Linked DNA regions of Mus musculus: all the other regions are linked to region 1. Evidence: chromatin loops called from intact Hi-C (ENCODE). Cell type or tissue: heart. All regions are shown on one strand.

Region 1 (2,500 bases):
CACCATGTAGCCCAGGCTGGCCTCCAGCCCCTGTCACCTTCCTCCTCATCTCTGGGATATGTCTCTATGCTCAGCTTTGATTTAGCCATTAGCCTGGCAAGTATCAGTAGCTATAATCTCACTAAAGATCTCAGGGACTCGCCTCAGCCATTTTTAAGAATCTAACAACATCCTGACACCCGACAGTGAGGACCATGGTCTAACAACAGGAGGGTACCAGCCAGTGAACTAACCCTCATTGTGTTGAGGATGAGGGCTGCTGGTGGTTCCCCATGTCCCCTGGCTGTCTCCCCTATGAGGCAACACTAGTGAGGCAGTTCCTGGTCTGCCTACCTACCAGGGACTTTGCAAGGCAGCAGATCTGGAAGCCCAGTGAAATGTGCATGTTACCGTCCCATCTGATTATAGAATCATCCAGAGGACACGACCCACATATGCATCCATCCAGTGGCTCAGTAAGGAATGTGGAGGACTCCTCCCCCACGGCCTTCTTCAGACATATGGGCAGGATACTGGGTTTGAGCTGGGTACCCCAATCTGGCTCTTCCCTCCCTTGCTCCCCACAGTGAGTGCCCAGGGACACACCCTGATCCAAGACTTTACTGCAGCTCAGAAACTGGCAGGCAAGCCATACAGGGGACTCTGACATCTATTCTGGAGATCAACACAGCACCCAAGCCGCAGGGGGGGGGTAACCCCGGGAATAACAGGGAGCCCCCAGAAAACAAACATCAGCTTCTCACACACAGAGAGGCCTGTTCCTTGCTCTGGGGGTGTAAAGTGTGAGGAGAAAGAAATTCTTCTCCTACCACACAAAGCTATTTCGCCCATAGCACAAGGGGTACTTTGTAAGGGTCAGGCTCCGGCGAGGCTGTAGCTTAGAAAGGGACCTACCTTAACCAGTAGCCGCCCACGGCCATCCCAGTCCATCTGCAGGTCCTCCGCATAGCTGAGGCGTACAGAAGCCATCACTGTGTGCTGGATGCGGAGGTCACCTTGAAGCCATAAGTCCAGGGCGTCAGTTCAGATAGGGAGGTGACAGGGGTGACTGGTGTGTTGTGGGTTTCAAAGTTGTGTTTGTGAGGTCTCGAAGTATTATGGCAATGACAAGCAAGGAGAGGAGATCAAATAAATGTCCATGAGTTGGGAGCAGGGGGTGTAAGGGAGACCTCTCTGGAGGGATGAACTGGGTGGATAGAGGCAAATAAATTCCTAGAGAAGCCACTGGGCTACCATGAAGTGTAATTCCCCTTATGGGCACCAGAGGGCAGCAAAAGCCCCAGCATCCTGAGATCCTGGCGGTGAGGGAATCCTCTCTGGTTTTCAACTAGAGTCACCTGGGAGGAAGGAACCTCAATCGAGAGAGGATGCTTCCATCGACCCATAGGCATGTCTGTGACATTCTCTTGACTGTTGATTGATACGGGAGGGGCAGTGCTACCCCTGGGCAGGTGGCCCTGGGCAGGTCTAAGAAAAGTAACTGCCAGGAACCTGGGAGAACAAGCCAGCGAGCAGCCTTCCTCCTGCACCAGTTCCGGCCTCCAGGTTCCTGCATCGGTTCCTGCCTTGACTGCGCTCAGTGATAAACTATGAGGTGGAAGTGTCCGAGGAAATAAACCCGTTCCTCCTAAGTTGAAGGAAAATGTCTATGACAACCACTAAGCCTTGGACCCCTGTTGGCTTCCAGACTGGAAGTCCTCCTAGCTGAAAGACGCCATGTGCAAAGTCCGCTGCTGCAGAAAGGCAGAGATGTGAGAGCGCTTCCACCTTGTCCTGGAGGAATACATCAGTTCCCGGGGGTCACACTCGGTATAAACACACATGTAAACACAGCGAACATTCACTGTGCTCATCGGCTATGTGCCAGGTTAGGGTTACAGGCGACAGGAGGCCAGGAGTCGTGGAGGAGAGAGATTTGAGAGCTGATTCAAAGGTAACGACTGGAAGTCGTTCACCCCAAAGTCAGTTCATGTGACACGGGTGAAGACACGAGGCAAGAAGGTGTTTCTCATGAGGCACTTGGCCCAAGTAACATCCTTTGAGCTAACAATTTGTCTATCAACCCTGGCCTCTCAACTGGGTCAACCTCTGCCTCTTCTCTTCCAGAGTCAAGAGTACCCAGCACCCCACCCGTCCCAGCTAAATCTTCATCAGGTTCCCAGGAAAGAACTGGGTACCCTCGGCGGGCAGGGACATAGGCTGGTACCGTGCGGAGGAGGTGGGCATGAGCTTACCTTGCAGGAAGGGGAGCTGGACATCCTGACCATCGATGCCCACTGCTCCCCCGTGCTTCAGTTTCACCAGGCTGTTGTGCAGGGCAGAGAGCCGCACACTGACCGAGCGGGTGCAGACAGCATCAGGGTCATCGGCACACTGAGACATGGAAATGCAGAGTGACCTTACCACAACCCCATCAGGCCGGGACGCAGCCTCAGCTCTAGAGTGTGTGGGCCTCATTGAACAACAGCACACTTCCCTTCTCACAGAGTATGGGGTGCCC
Region 2 (2,500 bases), 170 kb after region 1:
CAGACTTCCTCAGCTACCATATGGGAACAATAATAGTACGTATGCCCCAGTGTCCTGTGAAAACTGTCTGAGATAATTAATTCCTGTAGAGCCACTGGGACAACAGCTAGTTTACAGGAGGTGCCCTGTAAAGTACATGTGTATACATGCACAGAGATCTATATGATTCATGTATTTTAATTATAACTTTCTATCTAAAAGTATACATATATAATAATATGGACATTACTATATATATACAATGTTAGGTGTTCTGTGCTAGACATTACTTCCAAGTTCCTCTTGAGTGGGAGGCCGATAGCTCCTGGGCATCTGGGAGTTACCTCTTCCCAGGGATGGTGACTCATTGGGAGGCCCTCCCAGAATCAACCAAATCTTCCAATTTACCATCCACACTGGCTGAGCTAGTCTCAAGCCCTGTTCTAAATCTGTAGCTAGAAGCCAAGGGAAAGGGCTAGGGGCATGGGAGCGCGGGGGTGGGGGTGGGGGGGTGGGGGTGGGGGTGGGGTGTCTGTTCTTTCTGACTTTAAGCAGAGGGAGAACACTCTTGGGGATCCAGAGGAACTGGCCAGGCTCCATGGCTCCCCAAGTGGAGAATAGTGGCAAATTTTCCTCCGTGATGTCCCTCCTGCTGCCCAGTCCTAGCACATCCCATGCCAGCCCCGGGGCCCTGAAGCCCTGGAACTTGGGCAGGGAAGCAATCCCTGGCCCTGTGGAGAGAGGGGTCACACGCCCGCGGGAAGCCCACCACTCCAGAGGGCTGGCCATATTGCCCCCAGGCAGCAAGGAAGGCCTGAGCTCCTGCAGAGCTGCAGGTCCATACCAGAGGGTGACTCGGGCGGGAGCCCGCGGGCAGGGCGCGGCCGAGCGGGCAGCAGGACCCAATGGACGCCGGAAGCCTCGGAGGCTGACTCATCCTCCTGCCTCCGACAGTCACCGCAGCTTCCACGGCCACACAGAGCGCCCCAAAGGGGATGCGCCCCCTGGAGGCCACATCAGAAAGCGCAACCTGGGACCCTGGTTCCAAGTTAGATCTCTATTTAGATAAATTTGAGGTTCAAAGGAAGGAGGCAAGCACAAACACTTCCTTATCAGTTGGTTTTCATCTCTTTCGAGCCCTCTGTGGAGGCGTGACACCAAATATGAGCATGTGAGCACCTAGTAGGCTCACAATTCGGGCGCAAGTGGATTGCTGGCCTGGTCCCAACCTAATGCAGCCTAATTGTCACCCCTCAGACTCATTTCTCCTTTTGGTCTTAAGACAGCAGAGAATTCATTGACAAACCAGTGACACCCCCCCCCCCCAGCTGATGAAAATGGACAACGTTTACCCAATACCATTGTGCAGAGAGTTTGCATACGTTATTTAATGCCCTTAATCTCTAAAGGAAGTAGATATTATTACCCTGCCTGTTTTCAGGAACTAAATGAAGATTTAAGCGATGGCACTACCGCTATTTGTAGTTTGTTTCTTGGTTTATGGTGGATTTTTTTATGTTATTGTTGTTGTTATTTTTGAGACAGGGTTTCTCTGTGTGACAGCCCTGCTGAAATGGAACTTGCTTTGTAGACCAGGCTGGCCTTGAACTCACAGAGATCACAGTGCTGGGTAAAGGAGTGAGTCACCATGCCCAGTACACACTCAGTTGTGTAAGCAACACTTTCATTTAATTCCACAATAATGTGGAGTGTAGGGATCATTTCCCACGGACAGGTCAGCTAACAGGAAATGAAGGTTCGTTTCTCAAGGTCTTACAGCTCCAATTCTCAGATATAAATCCCTCATTTCTTTCCAACTCCGTGGTCCCCTCCATTCCATCCCACCTCGGCCCTCCCTTGAGGAATAAAAGTGACTCACTCAACCCCACCTGTAGGCTCCAGCAGCTATGAGTCACTAACCCACCCTTTGGGTAGCAGTGACATCCATAACAAACCTAAGCACCTCCCACTTCCCTAGCCCCACCCCCTCCACCCACCCCACTGGCCCCTAGGAAGCGAGAGGCTGGTGAGTGGTTTCTGGTTTCCCACACACTGTCTTTTCAGTGCCCAGGAGGGTGACTGTCTTGAGATTCAATGACCGGTTTGAGCTCCTGTACACGCAAGGAGCCCAGATGTCCTAAACAACCGTCGTAGGCATAGCGGGGAAACCTATGATCGCACCACCACAGAGTAGCCTGAGGCAGGATTGCAGATGCTAAAGCAGCATAAACTACACAGCAAAGAGCCTGGATTACTGAGCTTGCCTGCAGGAGAAAAGAGCTTCAAACCTGATGCGACCGCCCCATGCCGCATCTCTGGGGCGAGAGAGGACTTCAGGAAGGGGTCTGTTAGCGTTCTGTCTAAGCTCCGCCCCACAGTTACCTGTCAATAGCCAGGTAGGCCTGACCCACTGCTTGCCCCTTTCTCCCTCCTTGTTCCTCTCTTGCTACCTTGTTCTTCCCTTCCCCATCTCTCCATGTGCTCATGGCCAGCCTCTACTCTTCTATTCTCCCTCTCTCTG
Region 3 (2,500 bases), 110 kb after region 1:
TTCCTTGTTTAGGACCTGAACTCTCAACTGAAAACGTCCATGCCTCTCTCTAAGCTACCTGAAAGACTAGATTGTCTTGATTCTTTTTCAAGAGCGATAACTATCTTGGCTGTAGAGAACTCTGGGAGAGTTAAGAGAAAAGAAGGCGGGGAAGGTGCCTATTGGCGCCTCTAGATGGGATAAATCCGGTGTTTCTGCATTTCCCAGGTAATCAGGTACTGCGGGCTTGAAGCCTCGCTCTAAAAATGTCCAGGTGGGGCCAAGGGGAATGGCCGTTCACCTGCAGAGGGTCCAGAGGCAGGTGCTAGTAGACTCTACAGATGGGCCTCTGGGTAGGGCAACAAGAGAGTGTCCACTCTCCCAAAACTCAGGGACAGAAGCAAGGAAATACACGGAAGACCCTTTTGTCCTGATTCTGAGAGGGCACACTCCCAAACACAAATGGACGGAATTTGCTCCCAGGCAATCAGGAAAGAGCTTAACTAGGCAACTCCTGTGCCACCAGAGACTTTGAACAACAACAACTAAAAAGTCCACTATTCCCTTTGGAGCTGGCCACCGGGATGCTCACCATCTTCCAGCAACTGTAAGGTTTAATACTCTCCAGGGTTGCTTGGAAGTGTTGCACAACCTGCAGAGACTGCCCTGGGTTTCTAGGAGCCACCACACCCATACAACTTAAGAGGATGTCAGAGGACATTCCCTGCTTGTGTTTCCCCAGTTCTGCAGACAGGCAGCCAGCTCCCAGGCTTGGCTTGGTCCACTCATCAGCTTGAGCGCTTTGTTACAAAACAAAGTCTGAAGGCAGCTGGCCCCACCCAACCCCGCCCTGTCCTTTGGGGAGTTTTCCTCCCTCTACCTTTTAGTCTCTTCCCTGCTAGTCTGTCGGTCAGTCCCCAGACGCCTGCATAGATGGTGTGAAAGTTTGGTGCTAAGGGGAAACCACATAGTTGCCTACATCTCCCATCTGCCCCCCATGGCATATGTATGTAAGGGGCTGAGAGGAGGTGCCCATGGCCACCCTATGTCTTCTCATTCTGTTGCCTGCTGGCCTACAGTCTGCCCATCTTGTCTCCTGCTGCCACTTCCGCTCCTATCCAGAACCCTGACAAGTTGCTGCTGGCTGACTCTGCCTCCTGAAGCAGGACAGTCTCACTCTAGAAGGGTTTGACTTTGGGGTTGGGAACTGCATTGGAGATTATGCACCAGCTGGAGGTGCTAGCTCTCGTGTCCACCGTGAGGAACCAGGGTGCCCAAGATCGCAAGCCGAGTTAGTACTGTAACCTCTGGGCCCCTTGTTTGCTCTCTTTACTCTCCTGTCTCTTACCATTAGGGAGGTGGGCGGTTTACTATGTTAATTATTGTTACCTGCCCTACCCTGGGCTCTAATAGGGACAGTCCTGTTACAATCTCTGTGCTAAGTATTTTACAGTCTCCAAAGGCCTCCCCAAGCTCCATGATATAACCAGAGAAAGAAACATTATTCCCATTTTGACCAGAAATCTTGCCCATGATAGGTTAAGTGCTAAAGGCAGGGTCAAGTGATAGGGTATTATCAAGTGAGGTAGTTAGTATTGGGCAGGAGCAAAGGAAGGCTGAGAGGAAACTCCTCAAAATATCTTTTACTACAGGCGGTGATCTCTCTCGGGGGAACCCTTGGGATCATTATGATGTCACCTCTTCAATCTCTTGAGACCAGTGATTTATGAACTTGACATTTGGTGCCTGGTGTGGGCTTTGGAAAGCAGAGGCCACCTTTGTCTGTAGAGGATACTGAGCGGCTGGATGGCAGGAATCCAAAGAGAAGCCAGCCTCTCGTAGTCGCCCTGGGACAGTGGAAGAGAGGGAGGACCGGCAAAGGGGAATCTGTCTTTCTCCTAGGCCCGAGCATGTCCCCTGTGGGACATGCTCTGTGACAGCTGAGCCTGCCCAGCCTGCCTTTCTGAAGTTGGGTGTCTCCTGCCCACAACCAAGCCAGCAATCGGTCTGTTTTCCGACAACCTCAGAGCCAGACCTCACAAGCCTATTTTGGTGGTTCCCAAATTTCTCTCAGATCTCCATGTCTATCCCTCCACTCCCTCCAAAAGAGAAAGAAAAGAATTGAGAAAGAAAACATCTTCCTAATGTCTGAATGGCAGGTGATTAGAAGTGTTTCAGGCTATAATGTGGTGGCCAGCCTTGAGCCGGGCCTGGAATGTGCCTCTCCCATTCGTTGTTTGTTTGTTTGTTTGTTGAAGGCTTTGTTATACAGCCAACTGGCCTTGATCCTGTTGCCTCTGTCTGGCCTTTCCCCATCCCGCACACCCATTCCCCCAGATCCCACATAGCGAAGTCTTTTATGGTTTTTAGCCTCGGCAAAGGAAAGCCCAGATTGAGAGAGCCAGCCAGATCCTGCTTCCATGCACTCTGACCCTCTGTTTCTGCTCCTTCCCCATCCGGAAGGATGGAAGTAACAGAGGGATCTCCTCCACCTCCAGAGATGACATCACCTTCACGGAAG

The links. Hi-C counts contacts between places; a loop is a spot of excess contacts. Peaks named below come from ENCODE experiments on the same cell type or tissue, not always from the same donor. Only the 100,000 strongest peaks of a DNase experiment are listed, where the experiment ranks them.
Region 2: it touches region 1 in a loop (5-fold over the local background); 39 of 42 quality-filtered maps call a loop at or near these places.
Region 3: a loop joins it to region 1, with 3 times the contacts of the local background. A loop is called at or near these places in 29 of 42 quality-filtered maps.

The regions. Positions count from the first base shown.
Region 1 is chr6:125,599,125-125,601,624 of GRCm38, reverse strand. Vwf (Von Willebrand factor) reads right to left here. Exons shown (of 52, transcript NM_011708.4): 12 at 2,235-2,373; 13 at 895-995. Among named protein-coding and RNA genes, the nearest start is that of Vwf, 47 kb to the right of the region's middle. In heart, a CTCF peak has its summit at 1,264 (motif pointing right); a DNase peak (open chromatin) is centred at 1,264; H3K27me3 peaks cover 1,296 bases.
Region 2 is chr6:125,424,989-125,427,488 of GRCm38, reverse strand. No RefSeq gene overlaps it. Among named protein-coding and RNA genes, the nearest start is that of Gm32673, 4.7 kb to the left of the region's middle. In heart, CTCF peaks have their summits at 741 and 975 (motif pointing left); a DNase peak (open chromatin) is centred at 898; H3K4me3 peaks cover 802 bases; H3K27ac peaks cover 810 bases.
Region 3 is chr6:125,491,557-125,494,056 of GRCm38, reverse strand. The region is part of intron 1 of Cd9 (CD9 antigen); the gene reads left to right. Gm26728 (a long non-coding RNA gene) reads right to left here and starts at 624. Exons shown (of 6, transcript XR_869432.2): 1 at 572-624. In heart, a CTCF peak has its summit at 1,225; DNase peaks (open chromatin) are centred at 756, 1,866 and 2,446; H3K4me3 peaks cover 1,129 bases; H3K27ac peaks cover 658 bases; H3K27me3 peaks cover 1,512 bases.